Regions from separate parts of the Homo sapiens genome. Here region 2 is linked to region 1. A link is a contact called in ENCODE Hi-C or POLR2A ChIA-PET data. All regions are on one chromosome and are shown on one strand. The core of a region is the stretch at or near the end of the contact, and the rest is flanking DNA. Distances in the headings are between cores, read along the strand shown.

Region 1 (2,620 bases), core at 78-2,577:
CATGTCTACTAAAAATATAAAATTAGCCAGATGTGGTAGCTGGCACCTGTAATCCCAGCTACTTGGGAGGCTGAGGCAGGAGAATCACTTGAACCCGGGAGGTGGAGGTTGCAGTGAGCCGAGATCGTACCATTGCACTCCAGCCTGGGCAACAAGAGCCAGACTCCGTTTCAAAACAACAACAACAACAAAATGAAAAGCAAAAACAAACAAACAAACAAACAAAACTTACACTGAAGAATCCTGTGCACAAATATTTAATGTGACTTAAGTTAGAACCCACCTCCCCACCTTTTTATGGTCAAATTATCACATACACCTAAATATGAAGAACACAATTCTCAGGTATGTTATTGGGCATCCTGACTTTGCAAATATTTGCGCAAAATGAATAAAGCCTGTTCTAAATAACTCATGGTCATTCTATAACATGGCTAATACAAGACTACCAATACATCTCTTCTACTCACTTTGACCATTAGGTTCATGATCATTTCCATTGAACCTTTAAATAGATATGCCAAATAGATTTGAATTTCAACTCCTCTTCCCTATCCATTCTTTTGTAGCAGTGTTCTTATGCTTCCACAGGTGGGAAGAAGAGAAGCAACCACAATCAAGAATTAAGTTTAGGATCAGCTTTCATTCATCTGAATTAGCACATCAGGCTATTAGCACAAAATTAAAAAATGATTCATTCAACTGATTCTAGGACAAGGCAGAGTTTCTCACTTTGAGAAATTGTGCCAAGTCAATGGGCAAGATCCCAAATCAAGTGAAGAGCACCACAACTCGCGGAGAAACCCTGATACAGGGTGTGTTGCTCTCCAATAATCACCACCCCCTTTCACCATGCCCCACGCTTTAGCTCCTTTCAGCCAGTTAGTGGGGAGCCAACCTAGGGAGAGAAAAGCATCCTTAATCAGGGTGGATGTAAGCTCTGGAATGATGTTTAAGTATTAAAGGTAATCAGAGATTATTAATATTTTTGACGGAAATAAAATCTGATTAGGTAGAGATAATTAGGATTTATTTGATATTTAATCTTCCTTAAGATTCCCTAACCATTCTGCAAGAAAAATTCTCCTGGTGAATTCCAAACTTTCAACTGTTCTTTGAATGCATCTTCTTAACACTCCAGCACTTCTTAGTTTGCAAAATACTTTCACAACCATTTGTAATAAATCATCGTGTCAATTTTGGGAGGCAGACCTACTAGGCAATGCCTATTTTATAGCTGTCCAAACTAGGGCTTAGGGGGTTAAGTAATTTGCCCAGTGTCACAGTGGAGGTACTGGGACAGAGTCCGTGTCAGTCACCCAGTATTCTGCTTCTGCTCAGGGTGCTGTTTATCTGTTCCCTTTGGCCAGTAACCAGGCAAGCCCAGCAGGAGCAGCAGCGGTCCCAGCTGCCATCTCTTCCTCCACCAGAGCATTTCTGACCTTTTCTCACTCCCCCATGAAGCTATTCTAGTCTCTGACAGGTCATCCCTGTTTCCTTGGCTTACTGTGGCCTTTCAGAATGAGTAAGAAAGGAGACAACCTATTTTGAATGTTTGGTATTTATAGTATGATATTTAAATTACTTTTAAAGACGTAAAGGGAGAAGCATGCTAATTCCAACAACTTAAATATTGTGTTCCCTGAAAATCTAATGTATAAAAATTACCCATCTATTTGGGTTTGAGTGGTGTGATAATTTAATTTAATACCAGATATTATATGCTTGGCCTTTTATCATTTAATTCTCACTACTCTCCTATGGAGTCAGAACTATTACACACTCATTAATTCTTTCCAGAATTATATGCCAGGCACTGTGCTACTGGTTCAATGCTGAGACTTGATACAAGGCATGACCCTTCCTTCACTCATGGAACATTTAGTCTAGTGGGGGAGACAGCCACTTAACAAATAATTAAACAAATGAAAAACTGCAATTGTGGCAAGTGCCATGAAGATGACGTATGTAATGTTCTGAGAGGGTATAACCAGGGAACATAACCTAGGAAGGATGCAGGGAAAGCTTCCTTGACATCACAGGTGCAAGAGGAGCTAACAAGCTGAGGAAGAGGCAGGGGTAGAGCAGAGTGTTTCAGGCAGAAGGAATAAAATATGGAAAGGCTTTCTAGCAGGATGGAGCTTAAGGACTTGGTCCTGCTTAAGGACCAACAAAGGCAGCCAATGTGACCAGAACACAGAGAGTGAAAAGTATGTAAACTGATGCTGGAGAGGTAGCTAGAGACCAGACTGAGAGGCTCCTCAGCCATCTTAAGAATTCATCTTTATCGTAAAAGCAAAGAGAGGACGCTGAAAGGTTATGGAGGGGTAGAGTAAAAGATTAGTTCATGCTGGCTATCATGTAAATAATGGATCAAGGCAAGAATACATTTGGAAAGACCCAGTTAGGAGACTCCTTCAATAGACCAGGAAGAAAGGTGGTAGCATATTCTCAAGGGGTGGCAGGCAGGCTTTGAGAAATCTTTACTGAATCTACAGTACTTGGTGACAGATAAGACTGGCCAGGTCAGAGTGGGATAGGGGAGGTAGGGACTAGAAATATACATCAAGAACGCTTCCCAAGTTTCTAAATTGCTTAATGAGAGAAAAATGAAATAGAA
Region 2 (2,620 bases), core at 77-2,576, 170 kb after region 1:
GATTTGTTTCCATATTCTCCTACTACAGGTTGAGTTCTCCAAGAAGCAGGCTCTGAGACAGAGTTTAGTGGGAAGGATGTTTATGAAGTGTGCCCTTGAGGCCAACACCTGTGGAAGGGAGGAGAGGAAAGGGGAGAGAGAAGTCGGCCTGTGAAGCGGGCCCAGCTCAGGGCCCAGCTCCCATGAGAGAGGTGGGCTACTAAAACGGCCCATCAAAGTTGCCCTGTGTCAAGCCTAAATGGTCAGGCCTTCATACTCCTGCCTTTCCAGGGTCAAGGCTGCCCTGGGAAGGGTGTGCCTTAGGGCCCAGGAGTCTCTCTGCAGCTGAGGCATCTCCAGAGGAGCCCGCAGCTGGAGGCTGCCTGCTGACAGCATTTTCAGCAGCAGGTATGAGGAGCCCTCCACTGAAGGGGGCTCCAGCGATGAAGCTCCCATATTCACTGCATGCCTTAACATTCCAGAAATGTGCTCTGTGTGTCAGGCCTATGCTGGGGCATGTTCACATTTGTTATATCATACAATTCTCACAACACTCTGAGGTATGTATTGTGTTTTGCATTTTACGCGAGGAAACTTGGCTTGTGTTTGTTTTTCCCAATGAAAACCTAGCATGGGGCAATATTTCACAGGTGGCCAACTACTTGGAGCAGTCTTCCTGCTTATGTAGAGGAAGAGAGCCAACTCTTTATCAGGGAGTGTAGGAAATTTGGACTCGATGTTCCGCTTTTAACTTCCTCTTGTATCTTAGGGCCATCACTCTTCTCTCCTTACTGTCATTCCTGCTTTCATTTTAGTTTATAATTTTAAAAAGAGGTATAAGTTGAAACAAGACTAGTGAGAGCTATAAGGAATTCTCATTTCTCTTTTCCTGTTAAGATTTTGGCAATGGGGTAGGTTATCTTGCCCTGATAAATATAAGTAGGATTGTACCAAGAGAATTGATATCTTACTTCTCTGCTTCCATGCCCCAGAGTTGCTTCCCTGCCTTTCATTGAATTTCTCATTAGTCAGCAACTGATGTCCCAGCCACATGGCACATAGAGGTGACTCAATTCATTATCTGATGATCTGGAAAGTCAACACCGGCAGGGCAGTGCTCAAGTATCATTAAGAGAAGCAAATGGGTACCTATTAGAACTTTGGAAGACATTTCTGCTAGGGAAGTGGTGAACACAGCTTTCTCTTTGAGCAGTTTGACAGGGAGACTGAAGAAAGCCAGATATCAAGAGAAAACAAGTGGGAATGAGGCCAGCCCAAGGTCGCATGAAACAAGAGGAAGATGACAGGAGCAAACTTCAGGACTGGCTCTCACATCAATTTATGAGACTGAAGCCAGCATTTTGGGCCACGGTTTCTTTCTCTGCAAAACTTCCTCAAAGCTCTGTGTTTCTACAGCGTCACTTGAAAAGAGAGGCAGAGCCAATTTTTTTTTTAAAAACTACATGCAATCATAAAAAGAGGAAGTAGAGGGATTGATGAAGTGTTCCTATTACTTCGGTTCTTCAAATCATGTGAATCTGCTAAGACAGTCAAATTTGTTTCATATTAAGATTTGATGACCATTTCTACTGATGAGGGGAGGGAGGATTGTTCAGTATTTCAGAAAATGAAGACCTCAAGTCAGTTTTCTTTTGGTGAGTTTTATAAAGCTTAGCCTTGTGGTGGCCATCTTTATACTTGGAAAGGGTGAAACTGACATTTTCACAATGAAACTTCTGAAGAAGTTGGCCCATTATAGGGAGAATTCTATATTCCTGGATATAGCAGATTATGGCTCACATTTAATAAAAATACTTTGTTGGCACAAATAAAAAGACGACAGTATAGTAATTCAGATGAGCAAAGGCACAAGAGGTGGAATTAATTTTTTAAAAATACAAAGATGTGGACCTCACAGAGACTCTCTGCTATGACGATTGAAAGGAAATGGAGGCTTCTACTTTTTATTTAGTAAAAGTAATGTCAATGAGCTTATGGACGTTAGTGTGGTGCCCTAGCTTCAGATTCACTAGCTCCCAATTTGCTAGCTATGTGTCTTTGGGAAATCTACTGAACCTCTTTGAGCCTTGGTTTCTGCAGCTTCAAAATGAAGATAATATTAGTACCTAGCCTTCTGAGGATTAAAAGGGCCTGAACAGTGCCTGACACAAAATAGCAGTTCAAAAATAGAAGAATATAAATCTGAAATGAATGCCTTCATTCTTACAAAGCCATTCTGAAAATGATAGCAATTACAGGGCAGATAGAGATGCAAAATGAGGATGTCTGACGAATGTAACTAATGTCATCCACAAATTGAACTGTGCAGATTTTAGCACAGAGAAGAGAAGCCAAGACTTGAAATTCCACATTCTACTCATGATGCCATTTTATGCCGGAACTCCAAAGCTTCATTACTACTTCCTGTCATTTTAAATATTGCACTAATTACGACGGCCTCTAGGAATGAATTAACAAAATTTCCTAGATTTGTGAGTGTAGAAATCACCTTATTTTTACAAAGATTTTAAATGGTTACATTGTTGGCAGATACACAGACAACAGGATATTCACGTAATTGCCTCTTTTATCTTAGAAAAAAAGGTTAATCAAATGCCCTGTCTGATGAAGAGATAAAAAA

What was found. Hi-C counts contacts between places; a loop is a spot of excess contacts on that map. ChIA-PET counts read pairs that join two places held with the same protein, here RNA polymerase II (POLR2A). Pooled maps may share reads with other maps.
Region 2: a map of ovary shows a loop between it and region 1 (4-fold over the local background). The contact joins two enhancer-like sites. A Hi-C loop is called at or near these places in 1 of 168 maps with a recorded cell type or tissue (ovary), 3 of 37 single-sample maps with no recorded cell type and 5 of 50 pooled maps. POLR2A ChIA-PET finds 5 or more read pairs at or near these places in 1 of 52 experiments (T-cell).

The regions. Positions count from the first base shown.
Region 1 is chrX:20,204,729-20,207,348 of GRCh38, forward strand. The region is part of intron 3 of RPS6KA3 (ribosomal protein S6 kinase A3); the gene reads right to left. Among named protein-coding and RNA genes, the nearest start is that of RPS6KA3, 61 kb to the right of the region's middle. Within about 2 kb of position 1,328, at least 3 of the 41 ENCODE cell types and tissues checked have a DNase peak (open chromatin) inside an H3K27ac peak, as active enhancers do.
Region 2 is chrX:20,373,950-20,376,569 of GRCh38, forward strand. No RefSeq gene overlaps it. Among named protein-coding and RNA genes, the nearest start is that of RPS6KA3, 110 kb to the left of the region's middle. Within about 2 kb of position 1,327, at least 2 of the 41 ENCODE cell types and tissues checked have a DNase peak (open chromatin) inside an H3K27ac peak, as active enhancers do.